Linked DNA regions of Homo sapiens: region 1 is linked to region 2. Evidence: chromatin loops called from intact Hi-C (ENCODE). Cell type or tissue: K562. All regions are shown on one strand. Each heading gives the region's core, and the rest is flanking DNA. Links, peaks and the distances in the headings are about the cores only. Region 1 has its middle 84 kb from the start of NXPE2. Region 2 overlaps LOC124902760 (a long non-coding RNA gene).

The links. Hi-C counts contacts between places; a loop is a spot of excess contacts. Peaks named below come from ENCODE experiments on the same cell type or tissue, not always from the same donor. Only the 100,000 strongest peaks of a DNase experiment are listed, where the experiment ranks them.
Region 1: it touches region 2 in a loop (7-fold over the local background); 7 of 110 quality-filtered maps call a loop at or near these places.

Annotation. Positions count from the first base shown.
Region 1 is chr11:114,760,832-114,763,744 of GRCh38, reverse strand. It overlaps a transcript of NXPE2 not described here. Among named protein-coding and RNA genes, the nearest start is that of NXPE2, 84 kb to the right of the region's middle. In K562, for the core only: a CTCF peak has its summit at 1,125 (motif pointing right); a DNase peak (open chromatin) is centred at 1,124.
Region 2 is chr11:113,993,363-113,996,242 of GRCh38, reverse strand. It overlaps LOC124902760 (a long non-coding RNA gene), which reads left to right. Exons shown (of 2, transcript XR_007062895.1): 2 at 173-282. Among named protein-coding and RNA genes, the nearest start is that of HTR3A, 20 kb to the right of the region's middle. In K562, for the core only: a CTCF peak has its summit at 1,709 (motif pointing left); a DNase peak (open chromatin) is centred at 1,742; H3K27me3 peaks cover 402 bases.

The DNA.
Region 1 (2,913 bases), core at 174-2,673, 770 kb before region 2:
CAAGTAGCATGGTCAACTCCTCCCAACTTTAATTAATTAGAGCTGGCACTGGTGATGGAATATTTATTTATGGACCAGGTGCAATTAAAGAGGAATGGGCTAGGTTCACTCTAGAAATGCTAAGGGGAATTTAAGATATGAATGCTTGAGACACCTAGAATCTCAGAGCCAGATGTGACTTTTGTGATCATTTATTTCAGTTGATCCCTTTATATCATGGGGATCTGAAAGTTATAATGTGAGGTCATGTGCTATTCTCAGTATTTCAAAATAGCTAATGGAAGTGTAGATTTATTGATGATAAGGCTGCACAGGCTAGATAAAACATCAGGGTGTTTTGTTTTGCTTTTGGCTAGAATTATATTAACTCCTTATGATAACAGCAGTTATCCTCTAACCAAATACTCCAATTAGCAGTTAAATGTATCTTCTATGAAAAAAAGAACAAAAAATTAATTTTACTTTAATCAGTGAGTTTGTTAGAAGAGGGATTTTTTCAAAACAAGGGGAAAGGACAGGGTGCTGAGGGAACAAATAGTAGAAGTCTTTCTAGTAAAAAGATAGAAAAGCACTATTCTTGCCCCATAATTTTATTTTATAGAAGATTGCCCATATGACACAGACAAGTTTATGAAGCTACTTAATAGAAGCAATTAACAGCAATCCCAGCATATCAAAGGCTAGTTGAGGAATAAATGTAGTGAACTAAAAGTAGAATGTCCCCAGTGACAACAAATTTGAAGCAGGAAAACCAGTCAGGAGGCTGGTGTGGCATCCCAGAGCCATGACGTTGTCCTAATTTCAAGCAGTAGATGTTGAAGTCACGATGAATAGGCCTCAGTGACTGATGGACACTGGCTTGGGGGTGTGAGAATGGAGGGGAAGGGAAGGAAGCACCTCAAATGACAGTGGGGTTTCTGACTGGCAGCTTCTGAATGTGCCATTTGTTGAGGCAGAGGAGAAATATCATAGAAAACAAATATTGGGAAATGACCTCAGAAGGCCTGAGAAGGCTGAGATTTAAAGACTGGCTTCTGTTTCAAAGGTGTCCAGGGAATCTTCCCAGCCTGCTCTCTAGTCATGTGCCAGCAGGGAGAAGCCTCTGCGGAAGGCAGACGCCAGGGGTCAGTGCAAGCCCAACTTCCCCATCTGGAGTGCTGAAGTCCCTTTCCTTCAGCGTCTGTTCATTACCAAGAGAATTTAGGAGAACTCTAAACAGCAGATTCGTTTATGATAGCAGCATTTACAAGCAGTTGTAATTATGGTGTATGGAAAACAATTATTCCCTACTAAAATTGCTCTTTTAATTTTCTCTTATTTGTCCCACAGTGAATGTTAAATAAGCCTCATTGCCTCACAGACTGTCTCGGATATGTGCACGGATGTTCCTAAATATCAGGCTGTGAAAGACACAACATGTTCTAACCTGCGCATGCACACTCCCACACACACATACACACTCACATCACACATTACACTGACAAGCCCCGGGACAAGCATGCATAGGTACCCCATGCCACTTCCCAACCCAGGCCCATCTCATGCAACCTCCTCCCCATCCACCTGGAAAGCACCTGCTCATCTTCCTCAAGAGTCACCTCTTCTATAAGCCCTTTCCCTCCAGAGCCCCCAAACAGACCTGGCTACTCCATCCTTTATGCTACCATGCCCTCTGAGCAGGTATTTCCCCCTCTGGAATGTCCATTTACTTCTGAGTTTACACGTTAGTCTTCACACATGAGATCTTAAGTACCTTGAAGGCACGGGCCTTATCTTATGCATTACCATTCCCCAAAGCTCAGCACATGTAAAAACTTAATAAATCAGTTTTCAGTTAAATAAGTGAATAGTTTAGCATAAAGAGGCTTGGCGGCCGGGCGCGGTGGCTCACGCCTGTAATCCCAGCACTTTGGGAGGCCGAGGCGGGTGGATCATGAGGTCAGGAGATCGAGACCATCCTGGCTAACAAGGTGAAACCCCGTCTCTACTAAAAATACAAAAAAATTAGCCGGGCGCGGTGGCGGGCGCCTGTAGTCCCAGCTACTCGGGAGGCTGAGGCAGGAGAATGGCGTGAACCCGGGAGGCGGAGCTTGTAGTGAGCCGAGATTGCGCCACTGCCGTCCGCAGTCCGGCCTGGGCGACAGAGCGAGACTCCGTCTCAAAAAAAAAAAAAAAAAAAAAAAGAGGCTTGGCTAGGGACAAGGAAAAGGGCAAGGATGAAGACATTTAGCATGCTGGAAAATCACAACCAGGGCCTGCCTCTAACTTACACAGGCTTCCCTAGTGAAGTCATGGGTGTGATGCTGGGAAGTCTGCATCAGACTGAATCGTGGGGTGCCCTGGATGTCAGGCTCAGTGGACAAATAATAAAACACCATCGTAGGTTCTTGTTCTGGTAGTTATGAAAATAACGGATTGCTTTCTCTTTCAGTTCATAGCTGAACGTACTGCTCTCCTAATAAAGGCCACAAAATTGCCTGCTTTCCCAAAATGTTGGTTTGCAAATAGCTTAGTTTTCATATTTTCAACCTCTACCTAGAAAGGCAGGAAAGGCAGTAGGTGTCAGGAGCTGAGTTTGCCTCCTTTCTGAGGACTTCTGTGATAATAAAGCACATTTGCAGAAATGCATTCCATTTCAAAGTATCTGGGATCTTAGTGTGGATGCAAAGACAATGCACCGTAGGAGTCCCTAACTGCACTTGACAAGAAAATAGGTGTCCTTCAAATCAGACCCCTCAGACAGATGGGTGGGGATGAGAAACAAAACACATCTTCATAATCAGAAGCAATGACATTTAATAAAGTGATTAGGCAGTGACAATAAATAAGTTCTCAGGCCATCTTGGAGTGATTAATGTGGGTGGATGGAGGCCAGGATCTATTAGAGGAGGGATGTGGAAAGCTGTTCTTTTG
Region 2 (2,880 bases), core at 381-2,880:
GAACCCAGAGGCAGAGGTTGCAGTGAGCCAAGACTGTGCCACTGCACCCCAGCGTGGGTGACAGAGCAAGACTCTGTCTAAAAAAACAAAGTTGTAAAGGAACTCAATATTCATCACCACAAAGTTGCCATTTTACACAAATGCCTGATAAAAAGTATTATTTCCTTTACAGTATTAATTCAACGGGTCTGTGATGAACCATACCTCAACTTTGTTGTGCAGGAAGCTTCTAGATTTATACATACGAACAATAATAAAACCATAGTTGAAATTTGTCAACCATTTACTTTGTGCCAGACCCTTTACCTGTATCAGCTCCTTTATTCTTCACAGCAATCCATAAGGCAGTGCTTTTATGATGTCACCTTTACAGGTGAGGAAACAGGGAAGTAAAGCAAAGTGCCTAAGGTCTCAGGATAGTAGACAGAATGATGGGCCCCCAAAGATGCCCACTTCCCAATCCCCAGAACATGTGATTATGTTAAGGTGCAAGATGAAAGGGACTTTGTAGTGTAATTAATTTAGGAATCTTGAGATGAGGAGATTATTTTAAATTATCTAGATGGGCCCTTTATAACCACAAAGGTTTTTATAAAGGAAAGATGGAGTTAGGAGAGTCAGAGAAGGAGATGTGACAAAGCAAAGCAGAGAAGCAGAGATGAGATACACACACACACACACACACACACACACACAGAGAGAGAGAGAGAGAGAGAGAGGAGTCAAAGGTACTGAGCTCCTGGCTTTGAAGCTGAAGAAAGGGACTGCGAACTGAGGAATACAGGTGCAGGTGTCTTGCATCTGGAATCCGGGAAAGGCAAGGAAACAGATTCTCTCCTAGATTTCCCAGAAGGAACACAGCCCTGTGGATCCATGTGTTGGACTTCTGACCACCAGAACTGTATGATAACAAATTTGTGTTTCACATTGGTGACTTGTTACGGCAGCAACAGGAAACTAGTCCACACAGCTAGCAGGAGCAACAGCACCTGCCATGGGATGGGTGAGGCAATCATGTCACGAAAACCCTACCTAGAACCAACTTCCTCTCTCCAGTCCTTGCCCTGGAGCCCTTTGATGAGTGAACATCTCCCAGGGTCGCGTCCTCCCCATCTAACCACGGACCTCGTCCTCCCCCAGCTCCTGCTCCGGGCAGCACCTCACTCTTGCCCCTCATTTCCTAGGACCATTGAGGAGCACCTCAAAGCCAGTGTGAGATGAGCTGGAGTTGGGGCTTTAGAGACATGGGCAGAAGAGAAAGGCAGAGAGTCTGTAGCCTCTGTATACGTGGGTTTGGGGTAAAATGGCCTTCTTTGCCATCAGGCATCAATATCTTCATTGCAACAGCAGAAAGGGAAATAGCTGGAGCAACTAACTACACGTGTAGCTGAAGGTGAGGTCCAGGTGTGAGCACATAAGTAGGAGGCTGAGTTGCTGGGGGATCTGCATGGGCACAGGTGTGTGATGGGGTGGGGACTGGGGGCTGGCCTCTGCCAGAGCATCAGAATAGAGTAAAAGCACTCCAAAGCACTCTGGAGCACAGTCCTTAATGATGGCCCAAAGGAAAGTATTGGCCTTGAAGGAAGGGGGCTTCAAAGGCCCCTGGAGAGGGATGAGGGTTTTATTTTGAGGCTGGGGGACGGAAGGGGGCAACAAAATAGTTCCTAAAGGCCCCTCCATAGAACTTCTGGACTTTGCTGCCACCTTGTGGAAACCACTTAGAAGGCAGGGTTGTGGCCGCCCCGGCCAAAGATTGACATCTCACTGGGGTCTTTAGGATGGATACTTCTTTCCATCTGAAGTGGGACGGGGGTTGGGAGGGGGGGGTTGGAGTTCTCCCAGGCTCATGGTGGTGAATTTCCAGGCTCCCCTAGTCCCAGCTGTCATACTCATGATGTGTCTGTCTGCCAAGAGTTTAGCTCTCTTTGCAGATACAGGGACACAGCAGGTGGTGTTGCATAGGAGGAGCACAGAAAAGTTTGCCAGTATCCCATAGGCTTTCCCAGAGCAGGAACTCAAAGGTGTGGTTTTAGGGAGGAACCGTGTGCAAAGAAGCTCTGAGTGTGCAGAGGCAAAGGAGGGAAGGTGGTAATGGGAGAAAAGAGTCAGGAAAGTGTTGGACACAGAGGTCTGGATTCAGCCTGATAGGGACAGGAGCTTCATCCCCCTCTGGGCTTATGCTGAGTGACCAGTTCATCTCACTCGCTCATTTGTAAAATGGGGACATGAAGGAGAAAGGCTTCTCCTCCACAGTGCCCTATGAGCAGTTCTCACCCATTCAGAATGAGATGTGAGCCATCCGAGAAGGGCCGATACGCCTCTAGCCGTCTCCCCACCACAGCCTCATGATTTCCTGGACTTTTGCTCCATATTGGGAGCACGGTCCCCACCACACCTATGAGCCATGTACTAATATGATTCCCATTTTACAGGTGAGAAGATTGAAGTACAGGGCAGCTAAGTGCTTGTCCAGGGTTTCAGAGCTAGCCTGTGTTGGGGCCAGATTTCAAGTTTTGAATCTCCCTGTTCACACGGCACTCTTTCACTGTCCTCAATAAGTATGTTTCAAAAAATGAATAGGAGTGGTCAGGCTTTGGGTGTGCCAGCTCTGGGAGCCCTCCCAACTGGACCTCTGATAGGAAATCAAGGCAGATCTTCTCTTCTTCCTGATCTGCCCCTTCCCAACCTCAACAGATAAAGGTCTCTTTTTAAAGTCTTCTAGGAAATGAGATTCCAATCCTTCCCTTTCCACTCCCGATCTAATTCATGTTAGTAATAGCATTATCAGAAAGTTCTTCCTACAGTCTAAACTCCATGCCTCCAGATAGTAGAAAGAGAATATAGATCAGGCTTCTGTTTCAGAGAGGGATATTCTTGGTC